Regions from separate parts of the Homo sapiens genome. Here all the other regions are linked to region 1. The links are chromatin contacts, found by Hi-C or POLR2A ChIA-PET in ENCODE. All regions are on one chromosome and are shown on one strand. Each heading gives the region's core, a stretch centred on a gene start or an enhancer-like site at or near the end of the contact. The rest is flanking DNA. Distances are from core to core; before and after follow the strand shown.

Region 1 (2,523 bases), core at 11-2,510:
TACACCTATAGAGACATACATCCAACACTTGATAACATTTATGAAAGATGAGCCAACACACTGAACGCTAGAAATGCACATTATCAATCCCTACTCTTATTTTTTTAATGGGTTACTTTTTTCCACTGACACTCACCTTATGGTCCCAGCCCCAACCGGTCAACAGGATGTCAAAGTAGTTTAAGATTCCTCTACCATTGTACAGTGATTTAGTTTTGAAAGGTTAAACTTACACTTTGATATCTGACCCCGATAACTAACTACTCTTGAGGTAGGCATAAGAATACCAATCTAAAAGCATATGGGCAAGCAACTTAACATTGGTATTTATGAATCACGGTTATGTAACATTATTTTTAAAGTGCTCCCTTTCATACTGACATATCTAGTTTTTAAGATGTAAATGTCAGAAAACAAAAACAGAATACAAATATTAACCTCCAAAGATAACTCAAAAACACAGAACATACCAAAACTCAAAAGAAGTTCTGTGTTACTTCTGAGCACAGCAGAGACCATGTGGGATTCAGTATCACAAATAAAAGATGAACCATATACCCAGATTAATTAAAATTAAACATCTCTGGTTGATTAAAAAAACTTTTAACCCCAATTATTTAACTTTCAATAAACGCTACAATTAAATGACTAAGAAACAAGTCACTCGTCTGATTATTTTCTTTATTTCAAAATGACCCTACCTTAACCAATCTGCTTAACAGGTTCAGAACCTCTTCCTTCATCGGAACGGACGGGAAATTGAACCATTCCAGCAAATGAAGAAAAAGTTGCCTCTCCTGAATGAGATCAGCGTAGCAGATTAAGTTGTGCTCAATCTTGCAGAGAATACTCTTGAGAGCGCGCTCCCTGATCTCGGCCAGCTGATGACCTGTCAACGAACGGCACAAAACTATTTTATTTCCCGACTGCAAAGAGACTACGTTATTTATGCTGTGGGCAGGAGCGGCGTGAAGACGGAATAAACCAGTTTTTTTCAGAAGCAGGCCACTGGTGCCTTCGGGACGCGAACCGCGAAGTTTACACAAAGTCCGAGATGGGTCCCCGGGGGCTATCCTGACAAAGCGGGGGTGAAAGAGGGAGCGGTCGCGGAGCGGCCGGCCGCGGAAACGTGACACGACCATTCTCAGCAAGTGGCCAGAGCGCGGGGGGTGCCTTGGGCGAGGGGCAAGCTGACAGTTACCGAGTTTCCTGATGAGCCCTGCCAGGACCATCTCGTCCCGTCAATCTGCAGCCGCCGGAGAATTAAACTGCCGCGCCACTGCGTCCAGCCACAATTAATGTACCCCCGGAAACACGTCCTGTGGGACGGTGAGTTCCGCAACGCCTGCGCTCACCAGGAGTAGGAGTCATTACGTGAGCCCTTCGCGGCCCCAGCGTCGCCAGGAGAGCTTCCAGCCTCTCTAGAATCACTACTGCGCACTTCCTGGACAGCAGTCTCCGTCGCAAGAAGCGGAGGGAAAAAAAAAAGCAACAAGCAGGGATAGAACCAGCGTTGGCCGCCGCGCACGTCGGGAGTTGTAGTTCTGGCTAGGCCGTGCGTCCTGCACCGATCTCCGGGCCCGCCGCGGCGCCCGCTGGCCTGGGGTTCCGGCTTACAGCGCGGGAATTCGGGAACCCAGCGCGGGCTGCAGAGGCCCCAGCAGGAGCCCCGCCTCCCGGCTCGTCGACGGATTCGTTCTTGGCCCTGCCAATCTGATTCTCAGCTCCCAGAACTTCACGATTTAGAATGTAGACTTTTGCTTTGTGACAGTTCTCCCCATCCCCGACTACTAAATGACGAACCCTCTTTAACTGTGAAATGTACCTGCAAAGTCAAGCAGTGTCTTTGGATACCCAAGTTCAGATATGAACAAGCAAGCTACAAAAGCGGGGTGGGCGGGTATGAGTGAGCAGAAGAGAGAAACCGGGCTGCAAAAAAGGAAAATAAAGGCGGGACGTGGGGGTATGATTTGCTGAATGGTACCAAAGTTGATTTTTTGCACCGTGCACAGTGATCGAGCTGAGCAAATTATTTTTTTTTTAATTATAAGCAGCGGTAAGAACAACAACAAAATTACATTTGGAAAATGATTTGCATTTTCTCGGTCTGATCATTTCACGTTCCCTGGGAAAGGGATGTCAAGGCAGGTAAAGTGGGCCCTCGGTATCCCTAGGTAATTGGTTCCAGGACCCCCGCAGATACCCAAATCCACCCATGCTTAAGTCTCTTTTATAAAATGGTGTAGTATTTGCATATAACCTACACACATCCTCCTATATGCTTTAAATCATCTCTAGATTGCTTACAATACCTAATACACTGTAAATGCTATGTAAATAGTTGTTACACTGTACTTTTATTCATATTATTTTTTAATTGTTGTATTGTTATTTTCAACTGTGGGGTTTTTTCCCGAATATTTTCCATCCCGTGTGTTGAATTCTCTGTGTGCAACCAGTGGACAGCAAAGGCCTACTGTATTCCCATTCCTATTTTGCCAAAGAGGAAACTTAGAATCACAA
Region 2 (2,523 bases), core at 11-2,510, 7.5 Mb before region 1:
ATGGTAATTCAATTAAAAAGGTGTACAACATTCTTTTAAATAGTAAACTGCCCAATGATTACAACATTGATTCAACTGACGAAAAATACAACTTTTCAGACCACGACTAAACATTGTGGCAGTAGAAACTATTTTTTTTTTCCCTGAATGATGAAAGAAAAAAACCAGAGAAGACGTTAAGACAGAACACGTGGAAAAAGCCCATCTCATACTCCATTCTAATGTTTCTTCTACTTACCAGTGCTTTCTGTGTCATTAAACTACTTCAGACTTCAAGAGCAATGGGAAACAATGAAACCTCAGTCCTTTGCTATTTTCCTTTTCAGGTACAGGAGAGGGAGAGGACAGACTTAGGGTTGTGCCTTCGAACAAGCACATTCAACGACAGCCTCAGTTAGAATTCCCAGACGCTGCCTGTCTTCCTGGGTCTTGAAAAAGTGGGGAAAAAGTGAGGTTGGCCCACTCAGACTGCCAGTGATGCTGTGGTGTGACGGGTGTGTATCTCTATCTCATACAATGGGCGCAGGTGAGGACCAGGACCTGCGACCTTCGTACGTTTACAGTCCCTGAAAGCCCTCACCTTTAATTAGTAGGGAAAATAAAAGTCATCTGGCAAGCTGGAGTGCGGGTAAAATACAAGTTAATGAACATGAGCATTCGTGTTCATTAAGAACTCTGGCACAGAGTTCAACGGCAGAGGGCACAATACTCACTGGCCACGGCCAGCTGCTGGCGGCCAGGAGAAGCAGAACCAAAGGACCGCTGGGACTTGTAGTCCACCATGTTTCCCTCGGGATTGCCGATCCCCTTACGAGAACCACAACTCCCAAGGTTTACCGCGCGCGTCGGTCTTCACTGCCCTCTCCGAGGCCGGCTCAGGAACCTCCCGGGAAACTGCCCCCCACCCCGCCCTCGTACGCACGCGTCACGTTTGTTTACCCTGAAGCTCCGCCTCCGGCCATCCCCTGGCTCTCCCCACTCCTCCCTGGAATGCCGTCATGCCGGCGATGAATATTTATGAGGCACACGCGGCCCTCCCGCCCTGCCAGCCTCCCGCCTTCCCGCTCCCGGCGCATGATTAATATTCAATGAGCCCAGATCCGCGGCTGGTTCGCCGGGTTGAGGCGGGGGTAGCGGGCGGGGCCGGCGCTGGGGAGCCCGCGACCCGGGCGGGGAGGGCGTGTGTCGGGGGGGCGGTGGCGGCGAGGCGGGCGCGCGGGATGGAACACTGAGACACCGACGGAATGCTCCGAATCGCCACATAATCCCCTGGAACGGCCGCGCACAACGCCATTGGCTTCTCCCTTCTCCGCGCGCCGCCGCCGTCTCCCACCTCCGCCTCATCGCCTCCCTCTCCGCCCGCTGCCTCCGGAGCTGGGGGGGAAACGCGAAGCCCCACTGCAATGGAGCCCGCCGCCGCGGCCACGGTACAGCGACTCCCCGAGCTCGGCAGGGAGGACCGAGCTTCGGCTCCGGCGGCCGCCGCTGCGGCAGCAGCAGCAGCAGCGGCGGCCGCGGCGGCTCTGGCGGCGGCGGCCGGGGGCGGCCGGAGTCCGGAGCCCGCGCTGACCCCGGCGGCCCCGAGCGGCGGGAACGGCAGCGGCAGCGGGGCGCGGGAAGAGGCCCCAGGCGAGGCGCCGCCGGGGCCGCTGCCGGGCAGAGCGGGGGGTGCCGGGCGCAGGAGGCGGCGCGGGGCGCCCCAGCCCATTGCCGGCGGGGCTGCCCCCGTACCCGGGGCCGGCGGCGGCGCCAACTCCCTCCTGCTGAGGAGAGGGCGGCTGAAGAGGAATCTGTCCGCGGCCGCCGCGGCCGCCTCCTCGTCGTCGTCGTCCTCGGCCGCTGCTGCCTCGCACTCCCCCGGCGCTGCCGGCCTCCCCGCCTCCTGCTCGGCCTCGGCGTCGCTGTGCACCCGGAGCCTGGACAGGAAGACGCTGCTTCTGAAGCACCGGCAGACGCTGCAGCTGCAGCCGTCGGACCGGGACTGGGTGAGGCACCAGCTCCAGCGCGGCTGCGTGCACGTCTTCGACCGCCACATGGCCTCGACCTACCTGCGCCCGGTGCTCTGCACACTGGACACCACGGCCGGCGAGGTGGCCGCCCGCCTGCTGCAGCTGGGCCACAAAGGCGGCGGCGTGGTGAAGGTGCTGGGCCAGGGGCCCGGAGCCGCCGCCGCCCGGGAGCCCGCTGAACCGCCCCCCGAGGCCGGCCCCCGGCTGGCGCCCCCGGAGCCGCGGGACTCGGAGGTACCGCCCGCGAGGAGCGCGCCGGGTGCCTTCGGGGGGCCTCCGCGCGCGCCCCCCGCCGACCTACCCCTGCCCGTCGGCGGCCCGGGCGGGTGGTCGCGCCGCGCCAGCCCAGCGCCCTCGGACTCCAGCCCCGGCGAGCCGTTCGTTGGGGGCCCTGTCTCTTCGCCCCGCGCCCCACGGCCTGTGGTCTCCGACACCGAGAGCTTCAGTCTGAGTCCCAGCGCCGAGAGCGTGTCTGACCGGTTGGACCCCTACAGCAGCGGCGGCGGCTCCTCGT
Region 3 (2,523 bases), core at 7-2,506, 6.3 Mb after region 1:
GACACACACACAGCCCCCAGAGCTCCCGGTCTGCTGCGGGAAGCTTATTAACGCTGATAATAGATGAGGCTGACTTACAGACCCACATTTTTCGGGTAAAAGGCTGGTTCCCTCTGGTCCCTAATTGCGGGGGTCCACTGGCTTTCCTCACCACACACATAAACTGCTGCTTTTAAATACCCCACTCGGCTGCCATTTAACAAACTTATTCATACAAAGTTTCGTTAAAACTTGAGGCGGTTTAATCTAAATACTGATCGTAACTATTCAGTCTGTTAGTTCTCCCTGGAAATGGCAGCGGAGGCGCCTCCCCCCACCTCCCGCCCAACCACACACACCCCACCGCATTCTTCCTTCATACACCCGGGTTCATCTCGCCACCGAGGCCTCCCCCACCCGCACCCGGCGGGGCGCAGCTCCGAGGAGTCCCTGCCCACCCCTCTCCGAGTCGGTGCCAGACCCTCGCCCCCACCCCCACCCCCGCCCGAACTTCCCTTCCAGGACCTCTCACTTCTTTAACGTTAGGGTCACTTAGAAGCTCCCAGCAGACTGGCAAGCAGCCGGGGAGGGGGCCGTAAAAAACAAGGCCACCCCCACCTCCACGCAAACACGTCCCCTAGGCAGCAGCGCGCGGTGCCCACAGGCATCGATCCCATCCGCCAAACCCTTAATAATTGAAGCGGCTCCTCGGGCCCGCAGCCCCATCACCCACCTTCATTAGCCGGAGCGTTTTACTTTAAAGTAAGGCAATTTGCTCTTTGTCTCCTAATGGATGGAGAGCGCATCCGAGCTCCCCTCCTCCCGCGTCGCCTTTGACAAAGTGTACAAAGCCAGAGCCTCTTCCGCGCTCCCACCCCGGCCCCCACCCCGCCCCTCCACTGCGGTAAAAACCACCTCCCGGGCGCTCGCCCCGCCGCCCGAAGTTGCATCTTCCCCTATCCTGGAATTGACGAGCAGAGCAACTACCCACCGGGAAAGCCAAGTAGCCCTCCCCGCGCCCGGGGGGCCCCTCCCCGGCGCACCCCCCTCCCCAGCGCCTCCCCCCCTACCCCCAGCGGCGCACACCAGAGTACGGGGCACGTCGGGGCTCCGGGCCCCGCGCCCACCGCCCGCCCGCGGCCCCTGCGGCGCAGCCCTCCCCCCGCCCGCGGCCCCTACCTTGGCAGGGAGGCGGCGGGCCTGGGGAGGAGGACGCGCACGCCCCGCGCATCTGAAGGTGAAGCCGAGCGCCCGCGGCGCGGAGCCGAGCGCTGCACTAGACCGACCGCGCCAGCTGCGCCCGGGCGCGGGGGACGCGCGAGGGCGCGCGGGGCCCGCCACGCGCCCGGCCCCCTCCTCGCGCCGCCCGCGCGCGCCCCGGACGCGTCCGCCCCGCGGGGGCCCCGGCGCGAGCCGGGCTCGGGGGGCTGCGCGGCACGGGGAGGGGGCCGGGCGCTCACGGCCCGGCGCAGGCCGGAGGCTTCCCCCAGCCTGGAAATGGTCTGCCCTGTAGGAAACGCACACTCCACTATTGTCTCATCAGCACAAAGTTCTGCCACACTGAGGGGACAGTCTGGAGGCTTGCAGTGACTCAGACACAGCCAATTCCTCCCCTAATAGCACTGAATCACGGTTCCAGCGGCCAGTGGTCGCCCCTCGTCAAGGTCTAAGGCTGCTGCAGCCCCGGCTCCCGGAGGCCGTTTCCGCGCGCACACGCGCATCCATACGTACAGACGTGCTCGGGATGCGGGTCCCGCCGGCGGGTACCTGGGCACTGCGCCCCATCTGGACTGAAATGGGGACACCCCTTCGGGGGTCCCAGGTGCGTGTGCATTACACACGGCGTAGCGTGTGCGTGTCACTCAACTTCCTGGTAAATGCCTCTGGGGGTGTTCAGATGCAGGATCAATACATTAAGTCCTGAATCAAGGGTCACAGAGGTCCCGCTGGAAAGACTTCAAACAGCGGCTCTGCCACCCGGCCATTTAAAAATGAAGGGGTTGTTTACCGGTAGCCTCGAAAGTTCAACTCTTATTTTTCTGTTCTTAAAACTTCATTTCTTCACCTCACCTACTCCCCACGAGCAGTAGTTAGTTGTAATAAGTTGAGTCTGGGACTAGAAATCCTAATTTGACTCCAAAACGCTCTCCTGTTACAGGGCAGGGATGGCCGGGGTGGGGGAGGGGAGGGCGGGCGCGCGGGGGCGGGGGAGGGGCGGGTCGGAGCTAGCGAGGGCGAGCGCCCCTTCACGGCCGGTGACGTAGACCCGGGGAGCTGCGGCCTGCGGAGGGGTAACACTATCTTCTCCCACCAGGCTCCTGGCCGTATTGTTCTCCTTCTCCTCGTGATAACTCCGCAGTGGAGGTGGATTCCGTCCAAGACGCCCAACGTGGCTCCGCGTAGCAATCAGCGCTGCAATCCTGGCGGTTACCTCAGCGGCGGCGTCTCTCTCTGCGCCTCACACTCGCAGCCCGCGGCCCTCCCCAACTTAGGGCGTTTACAAAAGAAACTACTCCAGACGCGCTGCAAAGGGAGGCGCATGTG
Region 4 (2,523 bases), core at 15-2,514, 6.3 Mb before region 1:
ATGAAATCAAACTATGTGTAAAATAGTTGGATTATACATTGTGACTAAGTAAGATTGATTGCAGGTGTACAAGACTAATTCAACATTTGAAAATCAAAGGAATCCGTCATATCAACAGGTAAAAAACAGAAAAAATCCTCAAAAAATTGCTAGCAACTCCAATTCAACAACACATTAAACAGATCACTCACCACGATCAAGTGAGATTCACCCGGGTATGCAAGTATGATTCAATATACACAAATCAATAAATGCGATACATTGCATTAAAAGAACCAACAACAAAAACTGCACGATCATTTCAATAGATGCCGAAAATGTATTCAGTAAAATCCTACATCTCTTTATGATAAAAATCCTTAACACATTGGGTATAGAAGGAATATACCTCAAAACAATAAAAACCAAAATGAAAAACCCACTGCTAATATCATACTGAACAGGGAAAAATTGAAAACCTTTCCTATAAGATCTGCAACAAGACAAGGATGCCCAGTTTCACCCCCTTTATTCAGTATCTGACTGGAAGTCCTGGCCGGGGCAATTAGGCAAGAAAAAGAAACAAAGGACACCCAAACTGGAAAGAAAGATGTAAAATTAGCTTTGCTCACCAATGGTATAATCTTATAATCGGAAAAACCAAAAGACTCCCCTCAAAAACTACTAGAACTAATAAATGAATCAGTAAAGTTGCAGAATACAAAATGGATATAAAATATCCGTAAGATGTCTATACATCTACAGTGAACAGTCTGAAAAAGAAATCAAGAAAGAAATCCCACTTACAATAGCTATAAGAAATATGATGTATAAAATACCTAGTAATCAATTTAATTAAAAAAGTGAAAGACTTCTACAAGGACAACTATAAAACACTGATGAGAAAAACGTGAAGAACACACACAGAAAATGGACACATATTCATGCTCATAGGTTGGAATAATTAATGTTAAAAGTACAATGCTACCCAAACAATTTACAGATTGAATGCAATCCCTGTCAAAATACCAATGTCATTCTTCACAGAAATAGAAAAAAAAAAAAACCCTATAATTTGTATGGAACCACGAAAAACCCCAAATAGCCAAAGCGCATTATCGCTTCTTGACTGAAAACTCCCGGACAGTTGGGGCTTTTTCCTGCACAGAGATTGGCCACTTCCTGCACATCAGGAGATCCCCGCGGCCTGCGGGACCCGCCCCGCCCTCCTGCCCAGGCGCCCGCTAGGTGGTGCCTGGCTGGGCCCGACTCCGCCCGCCTCCCCATTCACTGGGAACTAACACCCGGCGCCGCTCAGACATCTCTATTCCCGCCTCTCCGACCCGGTCTCACTTCGCTCCTGGGCAGCTGCGCGGAGAACTGGGGTAGGTGTTTGACTTTGGGAGTGGTTCCCACACGCTGGATTCTCGTTACCTGCTCTTGAGCCCAGGAAAAGGGCGGGAACCTACGAAAGGGAAGCCCAGTGAAGTGCTCAGCGCACCTGTTGCTCCAGACCTTTCCCTGGGGCTGTCCTTCTTTACTCGGTCTCTGGCGGGGGCTCCCTAAGGGCAGGGACTTGGCTGCACTTGGCTGTGTGCCCTATGGGTCCAGGCGCGGGGAGGGGAGGCCAGGGCGAATGGGCGCGGAGCTGGGGGGTGAAAGTCCTGCCTGGGCTCCACTCATCCTGCAGGAGCTGGAAGTAGGTACAATGAGGCCTCCCACCCTGGTGAAGTTTATGTTGGGCGCTGGAAGGGGCTGTGAGGCCTGGGACCTCCAGGAAAAACAACAGCAGCAGTATTTATTTGTCGGTACCGAAACTCGTATGCTCTCAGTATTCAGAATTTGTACTTGACATTCCTCCTCCTTTAAAAGAAACCAGGAGAGGCGTTGATAGTATGTTTTTGGACTGGAAAAAAATCAAAATGAGGACGATACTGTTGCCAGAAAGCAAAAGTGTTGGGATAGTGTAAAAAGAAAGTAACCAATTTACAGAGATTCCCAGTAGACAAGTTGTGAGAATTTGCTCAAGAACAAAAACCAGTATGTGTTAATTGAAATACATGTTACAACAAAGCCAAGAAAGAGTCCTTTAGTAAATTCAGATAAAACAAGTAAAATGGGCCAGGCGCGGTGGCTCACGCTTGTAATCCCAGCACTTTGGGAGGCTGAGGGGGGCGGATCACGAGGTCAGGAGTTCGAGACCCAGCCTGGCCAATATGGTGAAACCCAGTCTCTACTAAAAATACAAAAATTAGCCGGGTGTCGTGACATGGGCCTGTAGTCCCAGCTACTCAGGAGGCTGAGGCAGAAGAATCGCTTGAACCTGGGAGGCAGAGGTTGCAGTGAGCCAAGATTGCACCACTGCACTCCAGCCTGAGGGACAAAGCGAGACTCTCTCTCAAAAAAAAAAAAAAAAAAAAAAAAAAATGTAAGATGAGTTTAAAGGAGGCAGGAAATAATTTCAATAATGTTTACAAGAAATGCTGTGTGATGATTCATATACGACTGCTGTGTAGGAATAGTGACTATAGGCACCTAGGTTGA
Region 5 (2,523 bases), core at 12-2,511, 5.0 Mb after region 1:
ATATTATTATTCAACTTGACACATGCAGCACCGTAAACATTTCGATGGGACTTTGCAGGCCTCTGCAGAGGGCATAGAGGAGCGCCTTGCCAGTCAAGTCGGGCAGCCAGGGACCCACGGAGCAAAGACCTAAGCGGGCATGGCTCCGATAAAGAGTGAGGTCCGTTTCCTCCCTGTTGCTTCGCCAGTTACTAAAGATGAGTGAGGCGGAAACACGACGGTGGGGAGCGCGGGGAATGGAAAAGCCAGAAGGTCTCGCAACAACCCGGTGTCACCTGAATGTCTGCAAAACGTGCCGGCAAAGGCAGCCATGCCCCCACCCCGACCCTGGCCCAGCTGCCCGGGACACGCGCCACGCGGCGGTCGTTAACACTCAGGGGACAGACAACAGTCACACTGCACTGACAGCACGCAGACAACACCGGCGAGGTGCACACCCACACATCCAACGACAGGCTCCGCCACTGCGAGGCGGCTGCCAACCTGGAGGGAACAGGGAAAGCCAGCCGGGTCCCAGCCTCCTTCCTCCGAAGCACGTTTACCTAAACGTCGCAGTTTGCGTCCAGGCTGCTCCCGCTCCACCCTAAAGATTATGTCAACGCAGGAACTGTGGGTGCGCGCGGGCGGCCCGGCGGGGAGCCTCCCCTTCTGGGTCCCGTCGGTTTTATTTCGGGAGCGGGAGGGGGAGGAGGGAGGGCTGGAGGAGGGGAGGGGAATCCCAAATTAAAATAACCCTCAGTTATGAGGACGTTCGGTGGCATCGGATATTCACACCAGCAACAGTCACATCACATTCGCCTTCGCCAGATGGCGGCGGGTTCAACTTCCCGGGATCTCGCAAACTCAGGCTGTGCGCCCGAGCGCGCGCCGGAGTGTGGGCACGCGGGCGGGCTGGGGACTGCGGGAGCGGCGCGGCGCGGCGCGAGCCCGGGGCGAGAACGGGGGCGTGGGGTTGGGGGGCGCCGGGCTCACCGGTTCCGGACGAGGAGGTCTCCGTCCCCGGGGAGCGGCACCGGGCAGTCCCGGCTCAGGGTGACGGCCTCGCGGAAGTTGGGGCTCAGCCGGGTCACCACCAGCTTCTGCATGGCTTGGGGAATGGCGGAGCCCTGGAAGTCCAGGAAGTGGCGGGCGTACGACATGTCCACGATGGCCCGGGCCCCGGTGGGCACCAGCCGCAGCATGGCCTGCGCCTCCGCCCGCTCTCTGCGCCGACGCTGGCCGGGGTCGGCCCCCGCCCGGGCCGCTCGGCTCGGCTGTGCTCTGCTCGGCTAGGGCGGGCGGGTCCGCCCCTCCTCCGGCCGGCGCCCTCCCCCTGGCTCCCCCCTTCCCCGCGTCGCCCGCTCCCGCTCCCCCCGCCTCCCCGGCGCCGGCGCAGCCCCCGCGAACCCGGGCGCACCACCCCGGGTGTCCCGGCCTGGGGACCGCTGCCGCCCCGGCCGCTGCTCCTTTAATCTTTTTGTTTTGGTTTGAATCTGCTCGGCGCAGACTGGCCAAGGATCCTCTCCGCCCTCCCCCTTCCTCCTGGCGCGGGAGAGGCACCGGATATCCCCACCCTCCCCGAGCTCTAAAAGCCGGATTTGACTCCTCTCGGGCAAGGGTGGCGGGGGGGACGGCGGGCAAGGGGGGACGGGGGACTCGCGCGTCCCGCGGTCGTCTGCGGCCCCGAGCCGGCGGCAGCCCCGGGCGTCCCCGGAGCTGCGCGGCGGCCGGCGCAGGCGCCTCCCCTTCCCGTGCGAAGCGTTCACTTCCTTGCAAGGTGGTACGAATCAACCCCGAGCGCGGCCCGGGCGGCGGGGCACGACCGGGGACCCCGGGCAGGGCGGGGAGCCCCTGCCGCCGCTGCCGCACGCGCACCCGTACCGACCGCGGGGCGGGGAAATGTCCAGTGCCTCCCGCTCCCCAGGCTGGTGGCTTCCTGTCCCCGGAACCCCTTGCGCGTGCTTTCTGTCCACGGTCTGTCCCATGCAAGTTGCAGGAACTAAGCCATTTTATTTATTTTGGCCTAGATTTCATGTTTTTCCATGAATGTTTTAAGTAGATCTACAAGACTGTTACAGGTTTCCCATTGGGAGAGAACACACATATAGAAAACCAGAAGGCCAAATTCCCAGAGCACAGACACATTTTAAAGTTCTACGTGGGGATGCCGAGGGACTTAACTGAATTGGAGACGTTGCACTGCTGTGTGAGGACCTCATTTTCGAACCCAGCTAGAAAGATCTGTCGTTCCATCGTGTCCGTTTTCTCCCTACTGGCGTGCATGGACCAAATGTCAATTCACTTTTTATAGAGGGGCCAAATTAAATATTTCCACACTTTTCTGTGATGAACTAAGTCCATCTTTACATTTTTATTTAAATTGTAAAATTTAATTTTAAAAATATCTTGCTTTTCAGTTACCCACGAATTACCAAAATATAAAAGCTACTCTGGGCTCCTCCCCAGCCAAATCTAACCCCCCAACCTGAGATTGCAAAAGCGACACAGATATTTTTCCCCCCAAATGTAGGACATGCTTCACCC

Evidence for each region. A loop is a pair of places that touch in the nucleus more often than their neighbours do. ChIA-PET counts read pairs that join two places held with the same protein, here RNA polymerase II (POLR2A). Pooled maps may share reads with other maps.
Region 2: a map of B cell shows a loop between it and region 1 (9-fold over the local background). The contact joins the promoter of PHLPP1 here to the promoter of RTTN in region 1. A Hi-C loop is called at or near these places in 3 of 168 maps with a recorded cell type or tissue (B cell, CD4-positive, alpha-beta memory T cell and naive thymus-derived CD4-positive, alpha-beta T cell) and 5 of 50 pooled maps.
Region 3: a map with no recorded cell type shows a loop between it and region 1 (9-fold over the local background). The contact joins the promoter of ZNF516 here to the promoter of RTTN in region 1. A Hi-C loop is called at or near these places in 3 of 37 single-sample maps with no recorded cell type and 7 of 50 pooled maps.
Region 4: a loop to region 1 is called in a pooled map, with 5 times the contacts of the local background. The contact joins the promoter of HMSD here to the promoter of RTTN in region 1. A Hi-C loop is called at or near these places in 4 of 50 pooled maps.
Region 5: a loop to region 1 is called in a map of naive thymus-derived CD4-positive, alpha-beta T cell, with 10 times the contacts of the local background. The contact joins the promoter of PTGR3 here to the promoter of RTTN in region 1. A Hi-C loop is called at or near these places in 1 of 168 maps with a recorded cell type or tissue (naive thymus-derived CD4-positive, alpha-beta T cell), 4 of 37 single-sample maps with no recorded cell type and 12 of 50 pooled maps. POLR2A ChIA-PET finds 5 or more read pairs at or near these places in 2 of 52 experiments (B cell and naive thymus-derived CD4-positive, alpha-beta T cell).

What each region holds. Positions count from the first base shown.
Region 1 is chr18:70,204,427-70,206,949 of GRCh38, forward strand. It overlaps RTTN (rotatin), which reads right to left and starts at 1,261. Exons shown (of 49, transcript NM_173630.4): 1 at 1,202-1,261; 2 at 702-889. The coding sequence starts at 1,232. LOC105372180 (a long non-coding RNA gene) reads left to right here and starts at 1,363. Exons shown (of 3, transcript XR_935599.3): 1 at 1,363-2,148. RefSeq lists enhancers at 961-1,090, 1,301-1,410, 1,329-1,958, 1,421-1,660.
Region 2 is chr18:62,714,281-62,716,803 of GRCh38, forward strand. It overlaps PHLPP1 (PH domain and leucine rich repeat protein phosphatase 1), which reads left to right and starts at 1,261. Exons shown (of 17, transcript NM_194449.4): 1 at 1,261-2,523. The coding sequence starts at 1,404. RefSeq lists enhancers at 465-524, 615-724, 1,682-2,523 and silencers at 995-1,284, 1,635-1,864, 2,075-2,214.
Region 3 is chr18:76,493,986-76,496,508 of GRCh38, forward strand. It overlaps ZNF516 (zinc finger protein 516), which reads right to left and starts at 1,257. Exons shown (of 7, transcript NM_014643.4): 1 at 1,159-1,257. ZNF516-DT (ZNF516 divergent transcript) reads left to right here and starts at 1,354. Exons shown (of 2, transcript NR_164145.1): 1 at 1,354-1,801; 2 at 2,294-2,523. RefSeq lists silencers at 287-376, 1,077-1,176, 1,307-1,366.
Region 4 is chr18:63,948,037-63,950,559 of GRCh38, forward strand. HMSD (histocompatibility minor serpin domain containing) reads left to right here and starts at 1,265. Exons shown (of 4, transcript NM_001123366.2): 1 at 1,265-1,364. RefSeq lists a silencer at 1,103-1,332.
Region 5 is chr18:75,207,878-75,210,400 of GRCh38, forward strand. It overlaps PTGR3 (prostaglandin reductase 3), which reads right to left and starts at 1,262. Exons shown (of 2, transcript NM_175907.6): 1 at 973-1,262. The coding sequence starts at 1,181. RefSeq lists silencers at 736-911, 937-1,976 and an enhancer at 767-1,697.